Regions from separate parts of the Homo sapiens genome. Here region 2 is linked to region 1. The links are chromatin loops, found by intact Hi-C in ENCODE. Cell type or tissue: HCT116. All regions are shown on one strand. Links, peaks and the distances in the headings refer to the core of each region. The heading gives the core; the rest is flanking DNA.

The links. Peaks named below come from ENCODE experiments on the same cell type or tissue, not always from the same donor. Only the 100,000 strongest peaks of a DNase experiment are listed, where the experiment ranks them.
Region 2: a loop joins it to region 1, with 3 times the contacts of the local background. A loop is called at or near these places in 2 of 110 quality-filtered maps.

What each region holds. Positions count from the first base shown.
Region 1 is chr1:14,558,578-14,574,148 of GRCh38, forward strand. It overlaps a transcript of KAZN not described here. Among named protein-coding and RNA genes, the nearest start is that of KAZN, 32 kb to the right of the region's middle. RefSeq lists an enhancer at 13,436-14,000. In HCT116, for the core only: a CTCF peak has its summit at 8,697 (motif pointing right); a DNase peak (open chromatin) is centred at 8,724.
Region 2 is chr1:15,093,086-15,108,656 of GRCh38, forward strand. It overlaps KAZN (kazrin, periplakin interacting protein), which reads left to right. Exons shown (of 15, transcript NM_201628.3): 9 at 1,095-1,300; 10 at 1,730-1,848; 11 at 8,458-8,689; 12 at 10,274-10,375; 13 at 10,938-11,104. Among named protein-coding and RNA genes, the nearest start is that of TMEM51-AS1, 52 kb to the right of the region's middle. RefSeq lists a silencer at 7,338-7,387 and an enhancer at 7,625-8,334. In HCT116, for the core only: a CTCF peak has its summit at 7,470; a DNase peak (open chromatin) is centred at 7,466; H3K27me3 peaks cover 1,240 bases.

The DNA of each region.
Region 1 (15,571 bases), core at 4,680-12,679:
TCTTGGTCAGATATTTGGCTGGAAGGGGGAGTCTCAGAGAATATATCTTCAGTATAAAAGAGTATCAGGTATATACAGTAGCATGTGGGCTTGTGAGCGTTTGCATATGGGAAGGAACGGTCTTCTGCCTCACGCTGGGATGTAAGCTTCTTGACGGGCTTTGATCCGCAGTTGTCTGTATTCTATCATCTAGCCTAGAGTATCTAGGTCTAGAGTAGGCTGTTCCGGTTAAGCATCTTTTTGTTGCACAGAACAGAAATCCTCTCAAATGAGCTCAAGATAAAAGTGGGGCTTATGAAAGGCATCCGCAGTCTCATGGGGCATGGAGAACCAGGAGTCTCTCTCTTCTTTCTTCATTTCACCTTTCTCATCTTTCCTCCTCTCACCTTCTCTCTGCCTCCTCTGCCCTTTGATCTTGCCCATGGCCCCAAATGGTTGCTCTAGCTCCAATGAAATGAAATGTAACCCAAGGATAAGTGATCTTTTAGCTCAAGCACCTCCTATAAACTGGAGCTTCCTTTTGTATCTCTTGGCTCAAAAGGGATCTAATTGTCCCAAATGAGTCCCTTGGGTTTTATATTCCAATCAACTGAGCTGAGCCTTGGGGGAGGGTAGCAGGATACTGCATGTGTAGAGTTGGCTCTTCTAGTGCTGGAAGAAGACAAAGGAAATGTAGCTATTATAAAGGTGTTTGACGGCAAATGCATGTTGAATGAATAATTCACCAACTAGAGGGCCTTTTCCCCTAACAAACAGAAGAAAAGAAATGCCTAGTTGGAGAGGAGTTAATGCCATTCCATCCTCGGAATGATGGGTCTCACAGTCTATGCTTTAGGATGGCCAGGTTCTGGCACCTCTGGGAAAACTGCCTTCAAGCCACTGATGCTATGATCTGGAGCAAGTGGCCCATAACTCCTCTGTGCCACAGTTGCTCCATCTTTAAAATGAGACCAGAATTATCTGCCTCTCAATGTGTTTGTGAGAATGGAAACAGGCCAGTAGACGAAGAAGAAGATACTGTAAATTCCCAAGACCGGACTGCATTCTCGAGGCCAGAGCTTCCAATCCATTTCCATTGAGGGCTCAGAAAGCACATTTGTAGACTTCAGTCCTTCCCTAGTTAGAGGTAAGGATCCCCCACTGTCTCCACCCCACTCTCAACCCTGAAATAATACCCTTCAGCTGAAGGAGTCAAAAGACCTGAAACCAAGTTCCAAATCTGCGTGCAACTCCTTGTGTGACCTTGATGAAGTCACTCACCCTGTCCAGGCCTCTGTTTCCTTACAAACAATGTGAGAATTGGAGGAGAGCAAGTGACACTCACCAGTCCAAGACCTAGGGCTGGTTCAGGGCCACATTTTAATTGCTATGCAGCAAAATTAGAAAAATAAGTCAATATGGTGAGTTTTCATAATGCCTGACTTATTCAGTTCAAATGTCTGTACTTTATTCTGAGGTTATGCCCTCCCTTCTCTTTTTGTGGTGAATGGCCTTTCTTTAATGAAGGTAAAGACATCTTTTGTTTTAACATTCCCACTGTCCTTTCTTGAAATAAGAAGGTGGCCACCCCATATCTGCCCTCACTGCTTATTTATTTTTCATCGGTCTACAAAATCCCAAAGTATGACAATTAGTAGAGAAGGTGACCTCAGTAGTCCTTTTAAGCTCTGACAGGATCAGATTGTAAGGGCGGCATGAGGATTCCCAGACCCAGAGCCAGATGGCCTGGGTTCAAATTCTGACCCCTTCAATGATAATAGCTACCTGCGAGTCAGGTGGATCACTTGAGGTCAGGAGTTTGAGACCAGCCTGGCCAACATGATGAAACCCCATCTCTACTAAAATACAAAAATTAGCCAGGCGTGGTGGTATGTGCCTGTAATCCCAGCTACTCAGAAGGCTGAGGCAGAGAATTGCTTGAACCCAGGAAGCAGAGGTTGCAGTGAGCCGAGATCGCGCCACTGCACTCCAGCCTGGGCGACAGAGCGAGACTCCATCTCAAAATAATAATAATAAATAATACCTACCTGACAAGTTGTTGTGAGGATTTAGCAGGTTCAAGGATATACAGTGCTTTTGACAGTGCCTGGCACAAGGAGAGCGTCCATTAAATAACAGTGGTGGTGGTGATGATGATGATAATGATGATGTGAAGAAGGAGAAGATGGGAAAGAGGAAGAAGGAGTAAAGATGGAGAAGGGAAAGGGAAGGCAAAGGCAAGGGAGAGAGGAGTTTCCATACTGGATTCGGCTTTCTGGTTGTTATCTCAGGTATTGAATAAGTAGAAGTAACACAGCCAGGCCTTACATCCGAAATGGCAAGAACAGGAAGTTGGATGGTACCTAAGGCAGTTCTGGCTAATGGCATACTATGTTGCCCCATCAGGAAGAGAAGTGTGTGGCTGTCTGTGCCAGGGTCCCACCATTAACACAAGCCCTCCCTGTCTAAGCTCCTCTCTGCATCAACTCCTGAGTGCTCACTCTGGAGGGAGCACCTGCTTGGTTCCATCGGCACCATCAGCCTTTCTGGGAAAAACTCCCAAACCATATTTCCCATACACTGTGGCCAGCCTGTGGATTGGCTGCCCCTGGGTCAGGTGCCCTTCACTGACCCAAACAGCTCATGGCTGAATCAGCTCATGGCTGAATCACTGAGCTATTTTAAAACTCCCAAAGAAATGGGAATATTCCGAGTGGGTAAACACTCTGGGGTTTCCCAATAACTTCTAGCTAATGGCACAGCTGATAAGAGATGGAAGGGACAGAAAAGGCATTGAGGAGGCCTGGGAAGGACATGACAGACCCGAGACTGGCGAAAAGATAAAGAAAATGATGATTGAAAGGCTTGTTTCCCAACACTGGCTTGATTGGCTGCTTTGGGTCCAGTTCTTACCCCTGGGCCAATCAGCTTTTGGGGAGGGGTGGCCCATGTGACCAGAAATGCAGATCAGTGGCTGCAGGTGGGAAACTTTCACATCCCGGAAGCTGGAGTTACAGTCAATACTGGGAGGAGACAACCATAGTCCTCCCATGTCGAAAGTTCTGCTGGGCGCAGTGGCTCGCACCTGTAATCCCAGCACTTTTTGGGAGGCCAAGGCAGGTGGATCACCTGAGGTCAGGAGTTCAAGACAGACCTGGCCAATATGATGAAACCCCATCTCTACTAAAAATACAAAAATTAGCCGGGCGTGGTGGCGGGCACCTGTAATCCCAGCTACTTGGGAGGCTGAGGCAGGAGAATCGCTTGAACCCAGGAAGCGGAGGTTGCAGTGAGCCGAGATCGTGCCACTGCACTCCAGCCTTCATGAAAGAGCAAAACTCCATCTCAAAAAAAAAAAGAAGAAAAAAGTTTCAAAAAGCCTCTGAAATTCCTCCTAGTTGAAGAAAAGTGGCTCCCCAGAGAGAAGGCCTTTGAAAAACCCAGGAACCTGGGAGACCCGTTTGCCTCCCCCTGGGGATGGACCCATCAAAGGCACAGAATTACTTACCAGGCAAGTGGAAGTGGCAATCTCTTAAGCTTTTATTAGGTAAGCCTCCACCCCTTTGAGGACACACGACTGCCATTCTGTTTGGCAAATAAATTGAAATCTTCCAGCTAATTTGGAGCTATTCATGCTACTAACTTCTAATTTGGAAAAGGGTGAATTAGTTGTGAGCAATTGCCTGGGAGTCAAAGCATCTGAGACCAAATTCCAACAGCAAGGGAAGTGGAGGGAAACCAATCTGAAATATTTGGGATACGGAAAAAGTATGCTTGCTTTCGTATTCTGGATGATTGACACTAGTTCTGAAGTTGTAGACATTTTGTAGCTTGACTCACCTGGATAAATTTGACTGTATAAACCTTAGCAAACTTCAAGATTGGCTCCGAAAGACCCATAGTCTCTTCAAGGTAGTAATAGTTATTGAGACCTATTGCGGTGGATTGTCATTGATATCCTAAGCTAGTTCTGAAATCCTCTGATTCCCTGGCTGACTTTTCTTCTGTGAGGTTTTCAGTCTCTGAAATAGCAGCAAGTATTCAGCAAAATGTATTTCTCTCCAGTCTTGTGGGTGGTGGAACCATGAGATGGTGAAACATGGGTAGTTTCAACCTATTTCTGCAGATGTTGGGTAGTTTCAGGCTATTTCTGCAGATGTTCACTGAGCACCTACTAAGTGCAAGGAGTGCCCTGTGTTTATTTTCCAATCACTTACAGTAGATGTTTATTAATGACAGAACTTTAATTCTTCCCACACATCCACATGGCAGTGCCTTCCAGAGATTCCCGTGGAAAGCAGGAGAAGGCTGTTTTAATGATGGGCAAGCCAAATACTCGATTGCATAGCACTCTGGAGTGCGTTTAGTTAAGACAACTCATCTCCGAGGGGATTTGTGGAAGACAGCGTTGTGGATCATTTAAGAGGCCTTAGAAGTGGCACTTTGACATGTTTGTTAAGTGTCAGGCAGAGGAGGACCAGGATGAGCTGTCAAATCAGAAGGACAAAAGCATCCCCACAGCTGCCAGAAGAGTCAGAGGAGGCTGCTCCCTGCACAGATGTGAAATCTGCCACTGTGGACAATTTCTGCTCCAAGCACCAAGGCCTCCAACCATAGGGTTCTCCCAATCCAATGAGAATTACCTGCAGTCACGCCTGGATCAGCCTTTCTACCAAGTGCATTCAATCACCAGTAGCTCCTGGAGCTCTCCTTTGACAATCCACAAGGGTCATCTGGGGAGCTTGTTAAAAATGAAGATTCCCTGGCCTCACTCCCAGAGACTCTGATTCAGTGGCTCCATGGTGTGACCAGTAAGATGTATAAACCCATAACCCAAGGGACTCCAGTCAGGCCTTTCCCTAGACCACATTTTGAGAATAATGGTTCACAACATGCTTCTATCATGGTCTGTCTTCCAAACTCCTGGCTTGAATAGTTAGCATTTGTACCCAGCTGTCCCAAACCTATCATGGCGAATTCATCACCTTCCTGGATTTATCTCAGTGGATGATGCCTCCGCTACTCCCATACCTAAGTCAGAAGCTTAGCCATCACTCCCAGTCACTCATCCCCATCAAGTCCTTGCTTTTCCTTACCCTCAACTCTCATCAGCTCCATCCCCTGGAGGGCAGTCAGCTCTCACCACTCCTCCCCATCCTCTCAGCCCTGCCACAGTTCAACTGCATCACTTCTTACCCATTGACTGCAATAGCTTCCCAAATGGTCTCCTTGTCTTTAGTTTTGCTTGTGTATTTCCATATGGCTACCAACATGAGGCCTTTGGTGCCTGATTGCACTCAGAGTATGGTTCAAACTCCTTTTTTTTTTTTTTGTCTGAGACAGAGTCTTGCTCAGCCACCCAGGCTGGAGTTGCACAATCTTGGCTCACTGCAACCACCATCTCCCGGGTTCAAGTGATTCTCCCATCTCAGCCTCCTGAGTAGCTGGGATTACAGGCACCCGCCATCATGCCCAGCCAATTTTTGTATTTTAGTAGAGACAGGGTTTCACCATGTTGGCCAGGCTGGTCTTGAACTCCTTAACATGGCATCTGAGGGCCTTAGTACTTAAGTCCTACCTTCCTATCTATTCTCAGGCCCCAGCGCACCTCTTCCTGGTTGTGATGTTCTGAACTTAGTATTTCATTCTACAATGTTCCCTTTGTATGAATGCCCTTCCACAGTTTGTCCACCTGGTCAACTCCTACTTACTTTCTTTCCAGAATAAGAAATAGGAAAAAATAAACCTGTGATTGTGAATCCAGGTAGCACACAGCCTAACATAGTGCCTGGAGACAGATCTTCTAGGTTTAAATCTCAGCCTCACCACTCAATAAGTGGGCAGCACTGGGTAGGTTTTTTAATCTCCCCATGTCTCTGCATCTTCATCTTGAATATGGGATGATAATAGAAGCTACCCTGTGGGCTTGCTGTATGAACTAAATGGGTGAATGTATGTTAAATGCCATAAAAGCCACAGTGGCTCATGCCTGTAATCCCAGCACTTTAGGAGGCCGAGGTGCGTGGATCACGAGGTCAAGAGTTCAAGACCAGCCTGGCCAAGATGGTGAAACCCTGTCTCTACTAAAAATACAAAAAAAAAAAAAATTAGCTTGGAGTGGTGGTAGGCACCTGTAATCCCAGCTACTCAGGAGGCTGACGCAGGAGAATTGCTTGAACCTGGGCAGCAGAGATTGCAGTGAGCCGAGATCATACCACTGCACTCCAGCCTGGGCAATAGAGTGAGACTCCGTCTCAAAAAATATATATAAAATAAAGTAAAATAAAAATAAAGTAAATGCCATAACAGTGCCTGGCACAGAGTAAGTGCTACAAGTGATTATTTTTGTTGTTGTTACATACAATATCTGTGGGAGCATAACCAAGACAGACACTATCGACAGTATTTTCTACAGGAAGAGAATTTGGATACTGGGGGTTCAGGTTGAGAAGGAGAAACGAAAAAAATTATTATGAAGCTTTGCATACACCAAAAGTGTATAAAAAATAAAGAACATTGGCCTACCCACCTCCTAGCTTGATAAATAGAGCATTACCCATACAGTTGGAGACCCCTAGGTATCTTCCCTAATTGTAGCATCCTTTCCTCTCCCTCCCTGCCCTTCCTTAGAAGTCAGGCTTCATGTGCAAGCATACTTTGATAATATTGCAGGTTCAGTTCCAGACCACAGCAATAACATGAATGTCATCATAAAGTGAGTCACACAAAGTGTTTGTTTCCCAGTGCATATAAAAGTTGTATGTACATAATACCATAGTCTATTCAGTGTGCAATCGCGTATGTCTAAAAAGCAATGTACATACCTTAATTAAACATTTTATTCCTAAAAAAAATGCTAATGATCACCTGAGCCTTTAGCAAACTGTAATCTTTTTGCTGTTGTAGGGCTTGCCTCAATGCTGATGGTGGCTGCTGGAGGTTAGCGTGGCTCTGGCAATTTCTTAAAATAAGACAACAATGAAGCTTGACACATTGATTAACCCTTCCTTTCGTTAAAGATTTCCCTGTAGCATGCAATGCTGTTTGCATTTTGTCAAAAGTAAAACCTCTCAAAATTGGAGTCAATCCCTTCAAACCCTGCTGCTGCTTTATCAACTAAGTTTATGTAATATTCAAAATTCTTCATTGTCATTTCAACAATGTTCACAGCATCTTCACTAGGAGTAGTTTCCATCTCTAGAAGCCACTTTCTTTGCTCTTCCATAAGAAGCAACTCCTCATCTATTCAAATTTGATCCTGAGATTCCAGTAATTCAGTCACATCTTTAGACTCCACTTCTAATTGTAGCTCTCTTGCTATTTTGATCACATCTGCAGTTACTTCTTCCACTGACATCTTAAATTCTTCAAAGTCATTCATGACTTTGAGGGTTGGAATCAGCTTCTTCCAAACTCCTTTTAATGTTGATGTTTTGACCTTCTCCCATGAATTACAAATGTTCTTAATGACATCTAGCATAGTGATTCCTTTCCAGAAGGTTTTCAATTTACTCAGGCCCATCAGAGGAATTACTATCTGTGGCATCTATAGCCTATGAAATGTGTTCCTTAATACAAAATAATAATAAGATTGAAAGTCTAAATTACTCTTTGATCCACAAGCTGCAGAAAGGATGCTGTGTTAGCAGGTATGAAAATAGCATTAATCTCCTTGTATGTCCCCATCAAAGCTCTTGAATAGTTAGGTGCCTTGTCAACGACCAGTAATATTTTGAGAGAATCTTTTTTTCTAAGCAGTAGGTCTCAACAATGCACTTAAAATATTCAGTAAACCACGCTGTATACAGATATGCTGTCATTCAGGCTTTGGTGTTCCATTTATAGAGCACAGATGAGTACATTTAGCACAATTCTTAAGGGCCCTAGGATATTCAGAATGGAAATGAGCATTGACTTCAATTTAAAGTCACCAGCTGCATTAGATGCTAACAAGAGAGTCAGCCTGTCCTTTGAAGCTTTAAATCCAGGCATTAATTTCTCTTACCCACTTATGAAAATCCTAGATGACATATTTTTCCAATATAAAGCTATTTCATCTACACTGAAAATCTGTTGTTTGGTGTAGCCACCTTCATTAACGATCCTAGGCTGGATCTTCTGGATAACTTGCTGCAGCTTCTCCATCAGCACTTGCTGCTTCACCTTGAACTTTTATGTTACACCAATGCCTTTTTTCCTTAAATCTCATGAACAAACTTCTACTAGCTCCCAACTTTTCTTCTGCAGCTTCCTCCCATCTCAGCCTTCATTGAATTAAAAAGACTCAGGGTCTTGCTCTGGATTTTAGGCTTTGGCTTAAAGGAATGCTATGGCTAGTTTGATCTTCTATCCAGACCACTCAAACTTTATCCATATCAGCAACAAGGCTCTTTTTCTTCCTTATCATTCATGTGTCCACTGGAGTTGGCACTTTTAATTTCCTTCAAGAACTTTTCTTTTGCATTTACAACTTGGCTAAGTATTTGGTGCAAGAGGCCTACATTTTGGCCTGTCTTGGCTTTCAATGTGTCTTCCTCACTAAGCTTAATCATTTCTAGTTTTTTATTTAAAGTGAGAGATGTTAAACTCTTCCTTTCAGTTGAACCCTTAGAGGTCATTGTAGGGTTATTAGATGGCATAGTTTCAATATTGCTGTGGCTCAGGGAATAGGGAGGCCCTAGGAGAGGGAAAGAAATGGGGAAACGGCCAGTTGGTGGAGCTGTCGGAACACACAAAATTTCTCAAGTTGGTTCACCATCTTATATTGTTGTGGTTCATGGCACCCCAAAACAATTATAATAGTAATATCAAAGATCACTGATCATCATAATAGATATAATGATAATGAAAAAGTTTGAAGTATTGCAAAAATCACCACAATGTGATACAGAGACACAAAGTGAGCACATGCTGTTGGAAAAATAGCACCAATAGACTTACTCAGCACAAGGTTGCCACAAACCTTGAACTTGTAAAAATATGTAATACCTGCAAGGTACAATAAAGCAAAATGCAATAAAGTGAAGTAAGTCTGCATTGCTCTTTGAACTGCTTAAATATTTTTAATGTTTACAAACCTCTCTTTTAAACCTAAAAATGGTGTTTAGTACTGTAATTATCAAATGCTCATATTCAAAAACATATACTTAGAAATGTTATTTTGTTTCTGTTTTTGTTTTGAGTCAACCATCTCAGTCTATTAAAACTCATTCCCTCTGGGTAGACTTCCTAGATGTCACCTCATCTCATTCAGCAGCTAAAAGACCCCTCCTCTGATCTTTCACAGTTCTTTTACTCCCCCATTTTACTTAATATCCTGTGGTAGGCAGAATTCTAAAACCACCCCTAAGATTCTCACCTCCTGGTGTACACAGCTATATAAACCCCCTCGCTTCAGTATGACAAAGACTTATGAATATGGTAGGATTTCACATATGTGATTAGGTTACATTCTGTAGCAAAAGTGTAGGGATTTTGCAGATGTAGTTAAAGTTCCTAATCAGTTGACTTTGAGTTTTAAAAGGGGGATTACTGTGGGTGGGCCTGACCTCATCAGGTGAGCCCTTTCAAAGAGGATCCGCTCATTCCCTGAAGGAAGAGAATCCGTGCAAAAGAGGTCCTCCTCCTGGCCTTGAGGAAGCACAAAGCTACGATGTGAACTGCCTATCATGAGGGCCACATTGAAGGGAGTGACAAGTGACCTTTAGGGGCTGAGGACAAAGATTCAAATTCTGCCAACAATCACGTCAGCTTGAAGAGGACCCCCGCTTCAGAGGAGAACATAGCTGTATTAGTCCGCTTTCATGCTGCTGATAAAGACATACCTAAGACTGGGTAATTTATAAAGAAAAAGAGGTTCAGTGGACTCACAATTCCACATGGCCGGAGAGGCTTCACAATCATGGTGGAAGGTGAAAGGCATGTATTATATGGTGACAGGCAAGAGAGAACATGTGCAGGGGAACTCCCGTTTATAAACCATCAGATCTCGTGAGACTTATTCACTATCATGAGAACAGCACAGGAAAAATCTGCCCCCATGATTCAATTACCTCCTACCAGTTCCCTCCCACAACACATGGGGATTCTTACAATTCAAGGTGGGATTTGGGTGGGGACACAGAGCCAAACCATATCAACAGCCAACTCAGCCTCTTGATACCCTGAGCAGAAAATCCAGCTGAGCTGTACCCAGGCTTCTGACCCACAGAAGCCATGAGATAAGGAATGGGTGTTGTTTTAAGCCACAAAGTCTGGGATACTTGTTTCCTGGCAGTAGAAACTACGACGGATCCGATGTGTCTCCCCCACCAGATTCCGATCCATTCAGCCACAAACACTGATTGTGGACCTACTATGTGCCTTGCATTTCCATTAGCCCTGGGGAAATTAAGGCAGTTACACAATACAGTAACCCCAGCACTCCATTCGGTTGATGCAGAGTCACTCAATGAACGTTTGCTGAATGAAGGAGCTGAAAATATCCCACAAAAAATTCACAAGTATTTGCTCATGTCCCAGATGAACTTCTGACAGCTCCCATGTTTTTCCTAAGGCTATCCCATTTATAGTTGTGTGAGGTTTTTTTTTCTATTTCTTGTGTAACAATAATAGTTGTTCCATATGGGAAAGGATGTATTTAGAAAATGTGTTGGATATTATACAACAGATTCAGAAGTCCTGCCATACAAAAATGTCTTGATGCAAGTTTCCAAACTTACTTAACCACAAAACCACCTCCTCTACCTCCTCTACTTCCTCTGCTTTTTTTTTTTTTTTTTTTTGAGACGGAGTCTCGCTCTGTCACCCAGGCTGGAGTGCAGTGGCGAGATCTCGGCTCACTGCAATCTCCGCCTCCCAGGTTCACGCCATTCTCCTGCCTCAGCCTCCCGAGTAGCTGGGATTACAGGCGCCTGTCACCATGCCTGGCTAATTTTTTGTATTTTTAGTAGAGACGGGGTTTCACCGTGTTAGCCAGGATGGTCTCGATCTCCTGACCTCAAGATCTGCCCGCCTCGGCCTCCCAAAGTGCTAGGATTACAGGCATGAGCCACCGCGCCCAGCCACCTCCTCTACTTTTTTAATGGAAATACTCGATAATATTTATCATCAACCAGTTTGGGAAAATTTCTGCTTAAAATCACAAGTCATTAACACCTGGAAACCTCTCATCAGCCAGGAGGGCATCCTTAGCTCTGGCAACTGCAGCCAGAGGGGTGGGACCAGTTAGGAGCTGAATCCTTAAATCAGTTTCTGATGAAATCCAGGATGCCCCACCAGGCGTGGTGGCTCACACCTGTAATCCCAGCACTTTGGGAGGCCGAGGTGGGTGGATCACAAGGTTAGGAGATCGAGACTGTCCTGGCCAATATGGTGAAACCCCGTTTCTACTAAAAATACAAAAAAGTTAACTGGGTGCGGTGGTGGGTGCCTGTAATCCCAGCTCATTGGGAGGCCGCGGCAGGAGAATTGCTTGAACCCAGGAGGTAGAGGTTGCAGTGAGCCAAGACTGCACCACGGCACTCCAGCCTGGGTGACAGAGCGAGACTCCGTCTCAAAAAAATTAATAATAAAAAATTTTTAAAAATCCAGGATGCCCATCTCACGCTCCTCTCTCCTCAGTCAGGTTCATAACCCCATTTTGTTAACTAGGTTCCTTCATTCCTCAGCTTTTGTGTTGCTTTTTAACAGCTTTATTAGGGTATAATTTATATGCCATAAAATGTTCCCAAGTGTACAATTTCATTTTATCTACAGAATTGTATGTCATCACTCACTAATTTCAGAACATTACCATCTCCCCAAAAACAAACCTTGTACCTTTTTACCCTCCTCCTCCTCCCAATTCCTATCCCTAGCCCCAGATCACCACTGATCGACTTTCTGTGACTAGTTCTACTCATTCTGGATATTTCATATAAGTGGAATTGTACAACTGGTGTTCTTTTATAGCTGACATTTCTCTAAGCATGTTTTTGGGGTTCACTCCTGTTGTAGCATTCACTAGTACTTGTTTTATTGTGAAACAGTAGTCCGTGGTATTGCTAGACCACATTTTATTTAACCATTCATCAGTTGATGAACGTTTGGAATGTTTCCATGTTTGAACTATTATGAATAATGCTGCAGTGAATATTCATCGACGAGTGTTTGTGTGGACGTATGTTCTCATTTCTCTGGGTAAATAACTCATAGAATCGCTGAGTCATATGGTAATTTTATGCTTAACATCTTGAGAAATTACCAAACTGTTTTTGCAAAGTGGCTGTAGCATCTTATATTCGCACCAGCAATACGGGAAAGTTCTAGTTTCTTCACTATACCTCTGTTTCAAACGACTGTCCTGGCCTTCATATCTCTTACTTACTCCTGACCTCTGAATCCTTACCTACCTACCTGAATTTCTCATCTGCAGCTTCTCCCTGTCCTCTAGAAACTTAAATTTTTGACTTCTTGACAATTTTTTATATAGGAACGACTTTTCCATGCCCCGACCTCAACGGAATGACCTCCCTAACCTTGGCTCCTCTGCCGCCCATGCCCTATGACAAAAACCCTTCACTATATTTGGATTTTTTTATTTGTTTTTTTATAACAAGACCAAATATAACCTTGTAGAAACGTACATAGAATTCAAAACTAAGAACTGTGAGCACAGTCAATTTTTTCAGAATGCTTCTGCTTTTTTTTTTTCAAACTACTATTGAGGAATAAAATTAGGTCTAGGGTTAAACGGCTTAGTATAATGCTGACTTCATGCAATAATTACACCAAAGAGAAAGAAACGAGTTATTATTGGCCATAATTGCTCACCTTTTTCATATATTGAATCTCTGTCGTCTGCTCACTGAATTCACTCTGCAAAAATTGCTAAGTACTCTTACACTTCTGTTTTTGCTTTGGCCTAATTCAGTAAAATGGGCTTTTTAGGGGGTTAATCTCTCTTGGCAAAGCTTTTTGAGTTCCCCATGTGGGATCAATGGCTCCATGCGCCTATGCTGTTTGAACCTTGCAAGTGTTCTGGCAAATTGGTCAGAGGCTAAGGAAACCAGCATGAGAGCAGGGAGCGCCCCCACTCCATCCCCCTATAAAGGCAGCCATCACGTTTGCATTTATCTGTGCTACTTGAATCAGGAACAGTATGGACTGTGAGACTCCGGGCCAGGGTGAATGGTGGTACCTCCCCTCCGCCAAGATTCCATAGAGATTTACCCTTCATCAAATGATCCATCCCTCTAACTGGGCTGGCAACTGGAGCTAAGTAATGAGGATGGCAGGGAAGGAGAGGCAGGGCTTGCATTGAGTTAGCACCAGAGTGGGCTGACAGTGAGGGCAATGTAACTACTCCATCTGGAATTGAACCAGGAGCATCCACCTGGTTCTCTAGTGCAGAGAAACTGGAAGGATGTGGTTCTGATCTAATGTAAACCTCTGGGGAAGCCCCGCTAGGGTAACAGGATCCAGCCAGTGCTATGGGAAGGCTGCCCCCTGCAGCTTCGGGGGAGGTACTTCTTGCATCGTTCCCACCGCCGCTCTGGGATCAGCCCTCAGGAGGCAGGCCAAGTCATTTTCATCATTTAATGGGTAGGTGGGAAACTTTAGAATAACTCAGTAGGTAACACTTTACATTTAAGCATGGCTCTACAGGTTATTTCAGTGGTGGCCAAGGGAATATTTGGGGGCTTCATATTTCTTGATGCAGATTAATGATGCAGAGTCCGCTGGCACGGCATTGTACAAAGGCTGTGTGTTCACGTGGCCAGCATCAGACTAAGGGGCCTCAGGAGGTGCTGGCGTGGGTTCAGAACCCAAGGGAAGAAGAGAATGAGCTGGGCAATCCCCAGTCCTTGAGGCTTCCTGGGTGAAAATAGCCCCAGGCTTCAAAAGGTTTTCTTTGTAATCCAGTCTCCCTGGAGGAGACCCTCTACAATGCCTCCCTGTCCCCAGATCTCTGATCTGTATGACTCTGGGCTCAGAGCTCAGGCCTGGGAAGCAAGAGTATAAAGCCTTCCAGTACAGTTTGCCGGCTGGCTTCTTGTGCGCTTGGCCTGGCTTCTTGTGCACTTGGCCGAGCGGCTCTGTCGCATTGAGCCTATTCCTGAAGCTTTGACCAGGCAGAGCATGTAGGGGCCTTTAAGAAGGGGTATGTGTACCTCATTTGTGACTTCCTTGGCCCCGCGGAGCGGCCCCCCACTCCCCTGGAAGAGAAACAGGAAGAATCAGAAATGTGGAGGATGTCTAGACTCATAGAAAAGACCCCCTTCTTGGACTCATTATTTAGTTTGTTAAACCTAAACACCTAACGGATTAAACATTTATGTAAGTATTAAGTACTTACTATATACCTAGCACTCTTCTGGACATTGCTGAGTCAAGACAATAAAGAAATAAAGTTTTCCGTGCTACCCAGAAAGCTAATGTTCTATCTGTGGAAACCCTTCAGGAGCAACGATGTAACAGACCAGAAAAATGTAACCGATCACTCATGCTCCTCAGCTCTGAGGAATGGGGGAGAGGTTTGAAGTCCTATTTCATGCATGAGAAGCAATACACTTCTGATTCATTAAGTTCCTCCCTCCTAGGGGTCAGTAAACCCATTTCTCCTAAACTACACAGTGCTTCCCACACTCTTCCTTTAAGCCCCATGTGTATTTAGGGAAATTTAGCCAAACAATTCCCAATAATGCATAGCGCACTCATCAAAAAGAAATTAAGCAGCTTTGCTAAAAGCAACTACATTTTCAGGAATCTACTTGTGGCTTTCCCATACACCTCTTTTCTACAAAATGGAAGCATTAGAATACACTAAAACCCGGGCACGGTGGCTTATGCTTGTAATCACAGCACTTTGGCAGGCCGAGGCGGGCAGATCACAAGGTCAGGAGTTCGAACCAGCCTGGCCAGCATGGTGAAACCCCGTCTCTACTAAAAATACAAAAAATTAGCCGGGGATGGTGGTGCACACCTGTAATCCCAGCTACTAGAGAAGCTGAGGCAGAAGAATCACTTAAACCCAGGAGGCAGAGGTTGCAGTGAGCTGAGATCATGCCACTGCACTCCAGCCTGCATGATACAGCAAGACTCTGTCTCAAAAAATTTTTTAAAAAAGAAAGAAATACACTAAACCCCAAAGAAAATGAGTCCAGGTCAGAACTTTAAAAGAAACAAAGCTAAAATATGTTATAAATCAGGCACATAGCATTCTCAGGCTTTTTTTTACTCAAGCTGTCCAGTGTACTTTACCCCTAAGATTGTCACTTTTGAGGATGGAGGAAGAAGGAGAAATTCAGGCATATGAATAGTACCTGAAACAAGAAACATCTTAATAAAGAAAAAAAAGTCTTAATTAAGATAAATATGTTACCAATGCCAGAGGTGGCTAGGAGCTCAGATTCTATTTTCTCAGTCCAACCATTCCTATTGATCTAGTCAATTTTCCCCTGAAAATATAGGCTCTTATTCCAAGCAGCAGTGATTTCATGACATAACGTTTCCAATGAATAATTTTAGGTGTGCATCTCAAAAACTCTGAAGAGACTCTAGAAAATCTACAAGGATTTTTCTTGCTTGGAAAAATAAAATAGAAGGCTGA
Region 2 (15,571 bases), core at 2,542-10,541, 530 kb after region 1:
TGCCCATCAGTAGGAGGTGAAATAAATTACGGAGCCTCCTTCTGATGAATCCCGCGCAGTCAAAAGGTACCGCAGGTCTCTGTGGAGATGGAACAGTCTCCTCCACAGCGAAAGTGAACAGGCATATCACAAATGCACACACCTCAAATGCACGCACCCCGTAAGCAAGCGGGTCTGTGTGTGTTTGTAAGTGTGGCTTTTCTGTATCCAGAAAAGAGTATTTAACAGCTGCTGTCTCTAGGTGGTGTCGATCTAGAAGAATGATGAGACAGGTCTCAGTCATTTTAGGAGGTGTATTTGTCAAAGTTAAGGACGCGCGCCCAGGAGACAGGTCTGTGCCTTTCTCCGAAGATGATTTTGAGGCCTCCAGATTTAAAGGCGAAAGGATATTGAGAAGCACACAGTTTCATGTAAGAGGGGGGCGGGGGAAAATAATCATTCGTGCCTTTGTCTGGCCCAGTGAATCTGCATTTTTACATAAGGTAACATAGACAGATGGGGAACATGCAGGAAATCGACATTTTTACATAAGATAAAGATAAATGAGGCAGGGGAACAATCAGATATGCATTTGTGCCAGGTGAGCAGAGGGGTGAATACTGTGTAAAGATAAGCTATCCATTTACATTGCCATGGTGAATTTTAACAGAAATGCTTTAGGGTAAATATCTCCAAGCTCGCCAGGAATTTCCTTGTGGGCAAAATATGAGGGAGGTGTGTAGCAGTTCATCTTATTTAGGAATCAAAACGGGGAGGCAGGTTTGTGTGACCCAGTTCCCGGCTTGACTTTTCCCTTTGGCTTAATGAGTTTGGGGTCCCAAGATTTATTTGCCTTTCACAGTCACGTGGGGTGATCTTCATTTACTGTTTTATTTTTTTCTGGGATAAGCTTTTCTTCTTTTCTTTTCATAGATTACTTTTGTAATGGGGGCAAGGGCAGAAAAACAAAAACGCCAAAAGCCACTTTGATTTTGAAGAGAATACATGGAGGGGAGGATGTCCCCACCACCCTCTGCCTCCCGGGGGTATGGCCTGCCCAGCCCCTGCCCCCAGCAGCCTCGTCCCCCAGCATGGCCTGCACTTGTGTGTTGCAGACTCGGACAGCCAGTGCAGCCCCACGCGGCAGAGCCTCAGCCTGTCGGAAGGCGAGGAGCAGATGGACCGGCTGCAGCAGGTGGAGCTGGTGAGGACCACCCCTATGTCCCACTGGAAGGCGGGCACCGTCCAGGCCTGGCTGGAGGTGGTGATGGCCATGCCTATGTACGTCAAGGCCTGCACGGAGAACGTGAAGAGCGGGAAGGTAGGCAACTCCGGGCCCCCTATGGGATGCCACCCATGCCCTCTGTGAGCTTTACGTACCCAGAAGCTGGCCTGCCCCCCACTCCTACCCTGGAGTCAGGAGAAGGTGCAATCTAGGAGCTAGCCAATGCAATCAGCCTCTGATGTACCTGCTCATTGTGCCTCCCTGGCAAGGCAGAGAGCCCTCAGCTGCCTCATCCTGACAATGGACCCAGGTTTCCTTTACCTGCCTAAGGGAAAGGGCTCCCTCTGCCTGAACAGGGATTCCGCCCCACATCAGAGTTGCAGAGGTTTCCATGTGCCCTGACCCCACTGTATGAAAGGTGGGCAGGAGATGGGGAAGGAGCCCCATGTCAACAGACCCCCTCTAGGGCAGGAACCCCGCCGGCAGCTGTCCCAGCCCCCATATGACACTCCCTCCCGGGGGCAGGTGCTGCTGAGCCTGAGTGACGAGGACCTGCAGCTGGGCCTTGGGGTGTGCAGCTCCCTGCACCGGCGCAAGCTGCGCCTGGCCATCGAGGACTACCGTGATGCCGAGGCAGGCCGCAGGTGAGCCCACCACGAGGGGCCCCGGGGGAGGAGAGAAAAAGTCATCCTGAGGCCTTTGGTCACACAGGTGGGGTGAGCGGGGCACTGTGGGCTGAACCAGGTGGTGGGGGACAGCAGGGTGTGACTAAGATGGTCCGGGGATGCCCCTGATGAGGGGGCTTGGGCATACCCCAGCCCTGCTCTGGGCCAGCCCCCTCCGTAGAAAGACAGACACATGGGGAAGACAAGAGGCCCCAAAGGCCCTAGTACACCCCCAACCAATGCGGGAACCTCACGAGCCCCCCAGCACTCCTCTGCCTTCCGGGACCAGCCCAAGCAGCTCTGCACACTGGGCCGCCATGGTGTCTGCTCCTGGTTCTTACCATACATAACAGGGTGAGGAAAAACGGTGCAAGGCAGAGCCGAGGCAGGCAGAGATCAAGTAGGCGTGAGTGGGCTTGGTGAAACCTCTCCCATAGAGGAGCGGGCCAGGTGGAGGGGGCTTCTCTTAGCAAGCATACCTGGGATGGCTGCAGGGCCTTCTCATCAGGTGTACCCCCGCAGGCCACCCACCCCCACCGCTCATACCACTCCTGCTCTGCCTCCGGCCTGCCTGCCTCTCTCCTGGCTTTCTGTGAGCAAAATTTGTTGAGCAGGGGCAGCTACAGGGTAAAGGGAAGGAACCCCCACCCCCACCCCGCCCCACCCCGTTCTGAGAATGTGGAGAGGGGAAGAACTCGCTTTGTAAATCTGACACTTCTGTTTTGCATAATTATGTCCTTCACTGGTTTCTCCATCATTTTTGTGTAGTTAGTTAATCAAACCTGGTGGTGTGTGCTGTAATTTGCAGAAGCAGCTTAGGGGATTTTTTTAGAAGCAGGGTTTGGGGTGGAAAATCGGCTGGTTTGGAAGCAGGAAAACCAAATCCATATGTGTGCAGGAGAGGGGCCCTCGGCATGACTCTAGGGTGGCAGGAAGTACTGAGGTGAGACTGGATCAGAAACTTAGGGAGCGACTCAGAGCAAGAAGGTGCCAGGCCTCATTGGCACCATCAGGATGCTGGCTCGTCTGAGACAGGGCTGGGCTGAGGGATGGGGAGGAGGGCCATGAGGGCAACCCCTGCTGGGCTTTCCTTCCTGAGGGTCCCAAAAACACCTTACACCCAGCACCCACCTCCTAACCAGTTCCATCCAGGAATCCCCTAAAGCCATCCCTGAATCCCCTCACCATCTTTGGTCACCCAAGTAGGAAATCCCTCCTGCCCCCTTACCCCACACCCAGCAGGGTCCATAAACACTGCCTGTGTTCAATGAACAGGGTGGGGATGACTGCTTCATCTTTCAAAAACTTCAGGAGTCTGGGCTACTGCCTGGGTTCCCCCTAAATGGGGATAAGCTTTTCTTCTTTTCTTTTCATAGATTACTTTTGTAGTGGGGGCAAGGGCAGAAAAACAAAAACACTAAAAGCCACTTTGATTTTGAAGAGAAGAAATGCATGGGGGGAGGACGTCCCCACCGTCCTCTGCCTCCCAGGGGTGCGGCCTGCCCAGCCCCTGCCCCCGACAGCCTCGTCCCCCAGCATGGCCTGCACTTGTGTGTTGCACAACACAGCCCCTAAATGGGGCTGTCTTAGTCTGCTTGGGCTGCCATAACAAAATGACACCATCTGGGTTGCTTAGACAACAACTTACGTCTCACAGTTCTGGAGGCTGGAAGTCCAAGATCGGGATGCCAGCATGGTTGGGACCTGGGGAGGGCTCTCTTCCTGGCTTGCAGAAGGCAACCTTCTTGCTGTGTCCTCACATGGGGAAGAAGGAAGAGGGAGGGGGAGAGAGTGATGTCTCTGGTCTCTTCCTGTAAGGACAATAATCCCATCATGAAGGGCACCCCTATGACCTCATCTAATCAGCTCCCAAAGGCCCCAGCCACAAATACCATCACATCGAAGGTTAGGATTTCAGCATGTGAATTGGGTGGGGGGCATGGCAGAGGGAAACATTTAATCCCTAACAGTGGCACCACGTTAACCTCCAGGAACCAGGAGTCTGTGGTCCCAGGGATCGTGGAGCCCCACCCTTAGACACCCCCAGGGCTTCCTGGAGGAGGCAGAGGACTTATTTTGAGTTTTCTACTCCCAGTGGGAATCTGGCCTGTCTCCAGTTTGCCACATGACCTTGCCCTCTCTGGGACTGTTTCCCACCTGAGAAGTGAAGGGAGTTAAATTAGGACAGTGGTTTTTAAACTTTTGAGGATCATGACCACTTTAAGAATCTAATAAGAGCTTTTGACACTTTCTCTAGAAAAAATACACAAAACTTCACAACTTTTCACTGTGTTGGGTTGGTGGGTGGGACTCTCTGGCCCACCCACTTTCAGGGCTCCATGGACTCGGGGGTAAGAACTCTAAATGAGTTCATCTTCGAGAACATTTTCAGCCATGACATCTTGTGTGACCATGGGCATGATGGCGTCCTCTCTGGGACTGGTCACCTTATCTACAAAATACCAATGACAAAACCCACCAACCCCTTACCAACCCATCATCACCTTATGGATATCATTTTATTTACCCTCACAACATCAATGCAGGATAGACATGCTTACTCCCATTTTAAAGATGGAGAAGGCCGGGTACGATGGCTCACACCTGTAATCACAGCACTTTGGGAGGCCAAGGCAGGTGGATCACCTGACATCAGGAGTTCGAGACCAGCCTAACCAACATGGTGAAACCCTGTCTCTACTAAAAATAGAAAAATTAGTAGGCGTGGTGGTGTGTGCCTGTGATCCCAGCTACTCAGGAGGCTGAGGCAGGAGAATTTTTTGAACCCAGGAGGCGGAGGTTGCAGTGAGCCGAGACTGCATCATTACACTCCAGCCCGGGCGACAAGAATGAAACTCCGTCTGAAAAATAAAGTCGGAGAAAATTAGATGCAGAGAAATCATGAGCATAAAGTCACACTACAAAAAACCTGACTTCAAAGTCAGTTGCCTTTCCAGTGTCCCATGCTGCCTTTGTGTTAAAAACAAGAACAATGACAGCTTCTACTACTACTATTTATAGAACACTAGGTGTGTCCCAGACCCTGTGTTAGGGGTTTTGCATTCTCCTCTCTTTTAGTCCCTACAACTCCATGAGGCAAGCGCAATTCTCCCCGTTTTACAGAGGAGAAAACGGAGACCCAGAGTTTCAAGGTCCCAGAGCTAAAAAGTAATAGAACCAGAACAGCTTCCCGTTTTCCGTGCTGCGCCGTGACCCAGACAATATCTAAATTTTGTGCCGTCCTCAGATTTCAGAGTCTAATCCGGCTCCAGTTCAGGGATGGGGCAGTGACAGATTTTATAAAATGTCTGAATTCCTTTTAAAATCATGCTGTTTTATTCAACTTGGGCTCTTACAATAAATAGCTCAAACCAACAGCTGGGAACGTATCGCCAAGCTGCGGCCCCATGGGGACACCCTTAATGAAAAGAGAACATTTCTGAAGGGCAGGAGCACATTAATTGTGGGCATGCAGATGGAGATTGCTGATTATGGATGGGCCCCTCTCGAGTAGGTTAAGTGGGGTGCCCCCTTTGCAGCTCTCCACCCCAACTCTTGTTGCACCATTGATTTGCTGACCAAACTCTTGCTTCAGAGAGGAGAGGAGGCCATTCTAGTCTTCATCAGTGACAAATCTGGCCCAGTGGCATCTGATTCAGAGGGCTGTGGGCTCCAGCTCCTGCCCGAGAGAACCGTCCTGTAACAAGGCTGAGGCCGGCCCTTGAGGGACTGGGAGGGGGACTGCCCCAGGACCTTTTCATCCTAGAAGGGAGGTTGTCTTGGGCCAGAAGTTTCCAGTTCAGGAGCTCCAGCTGGGCAGCCTCCAGGTGGACTGGGGCAGATGACCCGCTCACCCAGCACTGCTCTGTCATCCACACATTCGACTATGAGACAAACACTGGTGAGTGTGAACTCAGAGCCTGAAGGGGCCCTGGACATTCACAGATAAGCCACACCCCACCCTGCCCCCCAGGAGCTGACCGTCCAGTGAGGCAGCTGGCCAGATGCGTAACCATGAACCACAATGTGACTGGTGCAGAGATGGGGACTTCCAGGGGCTTTGGACACAGAGAAGGGCTCCTGACCCAGCATGACATCTTGGAAGGCTTCCGGGAGACCAGACGTCTCTGCAGAGTCCATAGGAGTTCACTGGGGGAAGAGGGTGGGGTAGAGGACAGGCCCGGAGACAAGGGGGTCCCAGTGGACCCAAGTGGTTCTGGGAGGCTGATGGGCAGAGGGAAGGAGAGTGAAGCCAAGCTGCAAGCCCATCCTGCTCTTAGCCATTATTCCAGGAAGCATTCAATCAGTGTCTACTGTGCACGTAGACTGTGCTGTTTGGCAGTGAACGCAGTTTCTGTCCTGAATGAGCTTATCTGCTAAGGTGGGGAAGAGAGAAAATAAATTAGTGGACAAACCAGCAATTGCTTAGGTTCAGTATGTGATTAGAGCTTTGAAGGAAAGCACTAGGGACAGTAAGCAGACTTGGGGGCAACTTCAGACAGCAAATTCAGAGAAAAGGGAGATTTGACGCCCAAGGGATGAGGAGGGGTGAGCCCTGGGCAGGGTTGCAAGGGGCTGGCCGGGGAGGGGAATGGGGGGTGAAGAGCTCAGTGCCTCCAGGAAACGGCCCCCAGGACCCCAAGCCCCATGTGCGTTGGGGGAGGGGAAGTCAGCCAGGGCCAGTGCAGGTGACCCTTGTGGACCATTCAAAGGACTTGCGATTTTACTCCTGCAAAGAGAAGCCACAGAGTGTTGAGCAGGGGAGTGCACGGTCACACTGACATTTTAAAAGGACCCCCTGGTGGTCCTGGGGGATGCGGAATAGAAGGGAAGCAAAGGCAGGAAACGGGGAGCAGCCGGGGAAAGTGGCAGAAACCCACACCAGAGACGCCTGCAGCTTAGAGCTGGGAAAGGAGAGAAGTGGACAGAGGATGCACTGACCAGAGTGACCGACAGACAAGGACGGGCTATCAGCTTGGGAGCTGGGTGACAGAGAAGGGCCCCTGGGTGACGGTGACAGTGACAGTGAAGGGGAACAACTGAGCCATTAAGTATGACACGTCTGTGACAGCCAGGCAGCGTTAAGAGGACAGCTAGAGGCTGAGAGAGGAAAGAGGAGCTCAGAAAAGAGCTCAGAGCTTAGCTGCTCAGAAGAGAGTGGAGAATTTGGGAGCCCTCCCTCACGGGTGCCTTCCAGAGCCCTGGAGATGGGTAATACAGAGACAGGAGTGCCTGGAGAAAGAGGGGAAGGGGTTAGGAGGGAAGAGGAGCCCATTGTATGGCAGCATGTACCCCAGCAGGGTGGTCACGGGATGCTGAATGCATATCCGGGCATGAAGGCAGGAAGGACAGGGAGGACCCACCCAGGACCCTCAGCAGGAGGGTGGCATGACAAGCTGTCTCTGGCTGCTGCCCCAGGAGCAGGGTGGAGTGGCTTTGCAAGCCCACCACTTTCCCTTTCACATACTGATGGCTTCGTGGCCCCCTGCACCTCCCACTTAGACCAGCGCTCTCCCACCTGTCAGACCTGGGGCATTTTGCAAAGTCCCTTGCAGGTGGGATGCGGTGATCCTCGTTCCTTCTGCAAGGCTGCCACTGTGTGGCGAGCAGCGGAATGACAGCCAGGCACAGTCACACATTCACCGGCTTGAAAATTCAAGCACTTGCGCACCTGCTGTATACGTGGTACAGGGGTCATTTCTATGTGGGGCACAAGGAAATCTGAGACCTGGCAGTGCAGTGGTAAGAGAGAGGGTTTGTAATCAGTCAAACATGGACTTTAATTCTGACTCCAAGATGAGCCACTGTGTGGCTCTAGGCAAAGTTGGAGCATCCCATCTGCAGAGCGAGGACGGCAGCTTTGCCTTCTTCGCGCATGATTAGGACCTGCCTGGCACACCTGAGTGGACACCCAACATCCCTGAAGCAGGAAAACAGACCGCAGAGCACTGGGGAGGGATGCGCCGATCAGGTGGGCCAAGCCCAGGCTTTGTGGGTCTCGGGGATGCTGTGGAGGCCCCCAGGGAAATGAGGGGGGCTTAGGTGGAGGGGCGGGGTCCCCAGAGGTGCTGCCTCCTGCCACACGTGGCCCTTCTGCTCCCCGCCCCTGCGCCTTCTCACCCTCGCTGCGTCTGAGTGTGGGATTCTCTCTTCCTGTTCCCTTCCGTTTGTTTCTCTGTTGATCCCTTTCTGTTCTTGAGTCTCGGTCTTTCTCTCTCTCTCTCTCTCTCTCTGCCTCTTCCTCTTTGTTCTTCTCTATCTCCCTCTGCTCCTTTCTCTCAGTGTCTCTCTCTCTCCTTCTCTGTCTCTTTCTCTCTTTGTTCTCTCTTTCTGTGTCCCTTTCTCTCTCTCTGTCTCCCTCCTCCATCCACCTCTTTCACCATCTCTGCCCTTTCTGTCTCATTTTTTCCCTTTTTTCCTCTTGATCTCTCGGCTCCATCCCTGTCCATGTCTGTCTCTGTGGCTCTCTTGGTCCTCCCCCAACCCCATTGCTTTTCCTCTCTCTGCATCTCCACCCATTTCTGCCCGTCCGTCTGTTTCTGCCGCCTTTCCCCACCCATCCACTCTCTGGCTATGTCTCCTCCCCAGCCTGTCCAAAGCTGCCGAGCTGGACCATCACTGGGTGGCCAAGGCCTGGCTGAATGACATTGGCCTGTCCCAGTACTCCCAGGCCTTTCAGAACCACCTGGTTGATGGGCGGATGCTGAATTCCCTGATGAAGCGAGACCTGGAGAAGCACCTGAACGTGTCCAAGAAGTTCCACCAGGTCAGCATCCTGCTGGGGATCGAGCTGCTGTACCAAGTGAACTTCAGCAGGGAGGTGAGGACCAGGGCACAGGGTGGGGGCACCTTCCACTGCCCACCCCTCCCCTCTTGGCATCTACTGTCTGTTCATCTGTCCACCCACTACCCGTCTATCCATCTGTCCACCCATCCATCCATCATCCAGCCATCCATTTATTGATCATCCGTCCATCCATCTACCTACCTATCCAGCCATCATCCAGCCAGCCAGCCAGTCAGCCAGCCATCTTCTCTTCCTCCTTCTTTCCAACAACCCCCTATTGGGCACGGGCCAGGCGCTGTGCTCAGTGCAGGGGAAATGGGAGCCCTCATCCTTGGAGAGCTAAGTGCTTACCAGAGAGAACCACAAGGAAGCTGGTGGTGCCAATATTGTGGGAGATTGTCCCAGTGAGGGAAGCCCAGGGTTTTATGAATACCCAGAGAAGATATACCTACTATGTATACCCACAAAAATTAAAATAAAAATTTTTAAGTGTTTGCTATTTTAAAAAAAAAGAAAAAAAGAAAACCCAGAGAAGTCTTCAGGGGGCTCAGGGATGGCTCCTCAGAGATAGCAACGACTAAATTGAGACCCGAAGGAGGAACCCCAGGGATCAGTAGAAGACATGAGAGAAAAAGTAACCCAGCAGAGGCAACAGTGTGGTGAAGGCCCAGAGGACTGATCCACGGCAGCAGAGTTGCTGAGAGTCCTGTTGGGTGGGGTGCTGGCTTTGAGGTGGGAGGTGGTGGGGGGTTGCTGCAGAGGTCACCAGGGGCCTGAGCTGCTGGGCACTGTGGGGCTGAGTCCAGGTAGCTGACTTTTCTTAGAGTGATGTCAGAACCCAACAATTCAGGGTCAGAAGAGGGACAGAAGAGGGGGCCATCCAGCCTTTTGTCCCCCTTCTCAACCACCCACTGAAAAGCATCCACTGTGTGCCTACTGTGAACCCTGGGGTCAGTCCCTGTGGGACCCAGGGAGGCCTGCGATACGGTGGCGAGATGGTGAGAGAGGACCTGGAATCAGCCAAACATGGGTTTTCATTCCAACTCCAAGACGTGCCACTGTGTGGCTCTGGGCAGTCAGAGCTCCCTGTTAGTGGAGCGAGGACAGCAGCAGTGCCTTCCCCATGCCACGCCGAGGACAGGGAGTGACAAGGACACAGACCCTGGCCCCAGTCCCCAGTCTGCCAAGGAGGCACGTGTGGGAGATCACAGCAGTTACATGTAAAAAGAGGTGCAGGGGCCAGGCCTGGTGGCTCACGCCTGTAATCCCAGCACTCTGGGAGGCCAGGGTGGGTGGATCACAAACAAGGTCAGGAGTTCGAGACCAGCCTGGCCAACATGGTGAAACCCCATCTCTACTAAAAATACAAAAAGAAAGCAGCCCGGTGTGGTGGCAGGTGCCTGTAATCCCAGCTGCTCGGGAAGCTGAGGCAGGAGAATTGCTTGAACCTGGGAGGCGGAGGTTGCAGTGAGCACAGATAGCACCACTGCACTCATGCCTGGGCAGCAGAGAGAGACTCTGTCTCGGGGGGAAAAAGAGATGCGGGGCACCCCCACTCCACACGTGGCCTCTGCGTGTCCCCTTGTCCCTCCGAATGACCCACTGTCTCCCCACAAGGCCCTCCAGGAGCGCCGGGCCCGCTGCGAGACGCAGAACATTGACCCCGTGGTGTGGACCAACCAGCGGGTGCTCAAGTGGGTTCGAGACATCGACCTGAAGGTGAGGGTGATAGCGGAGGTCGGGGTGACTCTCGGGCATACACAAACCCCATGCAAATCTATATGCAAATCAATATGCAAATCACATGCAAATCAATATGCAGATCTCATGCAAATCAATGGGCAAATCCCACACAAATTAATATCCCCTTTGTGTGGGCTGGAGCATCTTAACTCAGGCCCAGCAAGAATTACCTGCCTCCTGTTATTCAGGAGGAGGGAACTGCTTACCTTCCAAATAGGAGCCCCATGTCATGATGCTTTGCTCACATGGGGTAGAGAGGCTGAGCCAGCCCCACTCTCCTAAGCAAGTGTGGGGTTGAGATTCATTTAACAAATATTGATGATTTCCTGCTAGGGTCAGGGACCATCTCAGTAACAGGAGGTCCCTGACCTCGTGGCTCTAAAAAATTGGGGAGGGGTTCCTCTTCACCGTCAAATTAACTGGTCCCCAGGGGGTCAAGCCCTTGCTGTTGGGGACAGAGCCCCACGTGGAACTGGGGCCCCCTTAGGCCAGCAGCATGGCCCCTGCAGGCTAACAAGTCCCCTGCCTTTGCCCCCAGGAGTACGCAGACAACCTGACCAACAGCGGCGTCCATGGTGCTGTGCTGGTGCTGGAGCCCACATTCAATGCCGAGGCCATGGCCACTGCCCTGGGCATCCCCAGTGGGAAGCACATCCTCCGGAGACACCTGGCAGAGGAGATGAGCGCCGTCTTCCACCCAGCCAAGTGAGCACGGGCTGGGATCCAGTCATGTGGGCTGCTGGGTACAGTACAGCTCAGGGCTTTGGAAGCAGATGGTCCAGCTCCCCATCCTGGCCCATCACTTACTGCCTCCCACTCGTTCTTTGCACCATGGTGGTCACCTTTTACAGATCAGGAAACTAAGGCTCAGAGAAGCAAAGTGCTTTAGCCTGAAGGTCATAGACTAGAAAGACGTAGAGGAGCAGTCAGGTCTTGAATTAAGTGTATATTAGATCAAAAAACACCCAGGTGTTTAGAGAAGAGATAGCAAGCAGTGCATGTGTAAGGAAAGGCCACGTGCAGGTGGAGTGTAGCTGGGAGGACTTGCATTGGCCTAATAGGTTGAGTTGGTTGGTCCAGGTGGGGCAACTGTGGGGACAAAGGCTTGGAGTCAGGAATGAGCATATTAATGATGCTTATGGACCAGGTAAGCAGACCACATCAGCCCACCTATCCTAGTATCCCCATCTGAAAAGTGACCAGAGAATGAACACCTGGGCATAAACCAGTCCCCCTCCCAGTGGATTCTCTTCTTAAAATCATGCACTTAGGGTTAGATGACCATTTATTGAATACTTCCTGTGTGAACTATCTAATTTCATCCTCCTGGCAATGTCAAGAGATCAGTAGCACTATCCCTCCTTTATAGATGGAGAAACTTCTTCAAAGGTACCAAGCTATGTGCCCAAGATACACAGCTAGTAAGTGGCAAATCCTAGATTTGTCCTTTATTCTATCAATATGGTGTATTATATTGATTGATTGAATTTCATATGTCAAACCAACCTTGCATTCCCAGGATAAATCTCACTTGGTCACAGTGTATAATCCTTTTTATATATTGCTGGATTAAATTTGTTAGTACTTTGTTGAAAAAATCTGCATCTATATTTATAAGGGATATTGGTCTATAGTTTTCCCTCCTTGTGATGTTTTTGTCTGATTTTGGTATCAGGGTAATATAGCCCTCATAGCATGAATTGGGAAGTATTCTCTCCTCTTCTGGGTTTTGGAAAAGCTTGGAAGGATTGGTGTTTGTTATTCTTTAGACATTTGGTAGAATTCACCAGCGAAGCCATCTGGTCTTAGGCTTTTCTTTCTGGGAAGCTTTTTGACTTCTAATTCAATCTCTTCACTTGTTAGAGGTCTGTTCAGATTTTCTATTTCTTCTTGAGGCAGTTTCAGTAGCTTATATCTTTCTAGGAATTTGTCCATTTCATCTAGGTTAGCTAATCTGGTGGCATGCAGTTGATCATATAATTTTTATCTTATAGTGCCTCTTATATATAAAGTTGGTAGTCATATTCTCTCACTCATTCACTTACTCCTGGTTTTAGTGATCTGAGTTTGAGTTTTGTTTTTTTTTTTAATCAGCCTATCTAAAGGTTTGTTGGTTTTGTTGACAGAGCCCAGATTTGACCTTGGGGCTCTCTAACTCAGGCCTGAGTCCTAAACCCCTAAACCACATGGATCCTTAGGGAGCAGCTGGGCCACTCCCCATGTTATACAGGTGGGGAAACTGAGGCTTAAGGAAAAATTGTGCATGTATGGCAGGGTCCAGGTGTCCTGGGCTGCTCTTCCCTATTGGAGGCTGACACCCAAGCTGTTCTCAAAGTGAGGCCCACCCCACAGACCCTTGCAGCAGAATCATTGAAGCTATTGTAAAATGCAGATTCCCTGGTCCTGCCTCAGACTTGCAGGACAAGTATCTGCTGGCAGAGCACAGGACTCTACATTTTTAGCATTTTGGGGTGCTTCTTACAGAGACAATGTTTGATAAGAACTCTGTTTTAGGCCAGGCATGGTGGCTCATGCCTGCAATCTCAGCACTTTAGGAGGCGGAGGCAGGAGGATTGCTTGAGTCCAGGAGTTCAAGATCAGCCTGGGCAACATAGCGTGACCTTTTCTCTACTAAAAATTAAAAAAATTCCCTGGAGGTGGTGGAGTGCACCATATAATCCCAGCTACTCAGGAGGCTGAGGCTGGGGATTACTTGAGCCCGGGAGTGTGAGGCTGCAGTGAGCTATGATTATGCCACTGTACTCCAGCCTGGGTAACAGAGCAAGGGTCCATCTCTACAAAACAGAAAAACAAAACAAAACCCTCCTCCAGGAGCCATGAATCAAAAGACACAGGAAAAAGCCTTTTCTCCTCAGAATTATCCCCTTTCCCTGACTTCCCTTCTGGAGCCACATGATCTGTAACAAACTTTTTTCTGAGCCCTGGAGAGATGGCTCTAGCTGAATATTAGCAGGCATTTGTGTATCTGATTAAACTCTTGACCACTCATGAGGTGACAGGTGTGTTCAGGACTAAGACTAGTCAGGGAGCACCAGAGAAGGGACTGGTGGGGACAAATAGGGTGGGTTCTTATGTTGTGGTGGGGCAGGGACTTCTTCAAGAATGAGACGAAATCAATGAACCTCTCAATGATAAGATAAGAGGGAAATGACTCTGTCCAGGCTCCACATTCACCAAGAGCTTATGGGTCCCAATATGACGTCATCTCTAGTCTCTTCCCACAACTTTGACAATGCACATGACCCAAAGGCGCCAAGGAGAAGTCTCTGCCATGGTCTCATGGTATCTGCTTTGACACACACTGACTTCCTGCATCTCCCGATAAACCTTGGTCCGGCGCCAACAATGTGTCAGTCATAGGACTGTTCTTTAAGGACCTGGAGAATAAAACCAGTGGGCAGGAAGGATGCAGCAAGGAGCAGAGGTACCCAAAGGCAGCTGCCAGGGGATCGGAGGAGTCAAAACAAACAAAAAAAATATGCCTTGAAGGCAATATGGCCTGTCACTAAAACAGAGTCAGGGACAGGACACACAAAGGAGCAGGACTGGAACCAGAGCAGGACTGGAACCCAGGTCTCTACTCCTAGTCAGAAGCTCTTTCTGGAACTGATCTCTCTCCCCTGGGATCTAAGCTAGAATAGTGCCCCTTTTGCCATAAAAGCCACCCTCCACAGTCATTGAACACCTGCTGTGAGCAGGCACTTGGGTGATCCATGTCCTGCCTTCACGAAGCTTACAGAGATGGGAGAAGACCTCATAGGTGGATGGTGTGGAGTTCCAGCCCAGGGCCTGCTTCCACTCCAGGTTTTCTCTCTTTCCCTTTTTTAATAGATCTCTGAGGGTCTCTGCTCATCCAAGAAAGGCTTTGGCTCCCATCCAGGCAAGAAACTGGTTTCATAGACAACTAGGTGAAGACATAAACCCATCCAGAATGCCTTGTGGCACTCTAGCCCCAGGCAACCCAAGTTCAAATCCCAGCAGCACCAATCCTGGCTGTGTGACCCTGGGCAAGTTACTTAACCTCTCTGAACTGTACTTTCCTCATTTGTAAAATGAGTATGGTAATCACTATCTGCCACCCAAAGAGTTGATGGCAAGATGAGATAAGACAATGCATAAAGCAATTGGCAAAGGAACCAGTACATCATAAGACACCCAATAATATAAATATTAGTGATTTATTCCAAACCCACCCCTAGCCCCACCACCGCTGCCTCCCATTCCTCCTCTGCAGGGCAATGGCTGCAATGTGGTTTCGAGCCCCAGCATCACTGCTTTCTTGCTGTGTTGAACATGAGCTAGTGGTTTTAGGTTTTACTCTCTGAGCCTCAGTTTCTTCCTCTGTAATAGGGGAATATGACTCATACCGACCTTGTAGCTTTGTTCCAAAGGTTCAGTGAGGCAAATTGTATGCAGCCTGCTTGATACATAGATGCCCGGCAGTAACTGAGAGCTTCTGCCCCTGCCTTCATCTGGAGGCAGAAGAATCTCCATGCAGTCAATTTCCTCTGGAGTAGCTGCATAGGAGTCCCCTTCTGTCAGTTTGCTCCAGCGTTCTCATTAGCATTTCAATGGAGAAGAACAATTCCATTACAAACTCAAATAGACTTGACCCTCAAACACATAGAATGAGAGAACCTTGTCACCTGTCCCACCTCCTCGGCTGACAGGCTTCCCAAGACATTGGCAATGGAAAACATTTATTCTCTGGTCACTCAGCAGGCCGCTGGAATGGGGGTGGAAGGACACATTGAGCTTAGATGAGATTCTGTCCCACCCCACCCTCAAACCATCCCTGAAATGTGAGCCCAAACTCCAGGCACTGGGTCAGCTGAGTGCCCAGAGGCGTGGGCCTGTGTGCAATGGGACCCAGCGGGGCCTTTGAGGCCACATTCTGGCTCCTCCGCCATCATCGTGTGATTTTAGACAAGAAATTTACCCTCTCTGAGCCACGGTTTTTTCAGCTTGCAATGGGGATGATCACTCCTTCTTCCCAGGGCTTTGCAGAGGGTTTGCTGAGCCACCGTGGTGAGGAGCTGACAGTGTGCCCAGCACGTAGTGGGTGGCCCTCGAGTACTCTTTCCTTCCCATTCATTTTCTCCAGCACAGCATCTTGTGCCTCTCTGCCCTTGTAAATCCTTGGTTAATGGG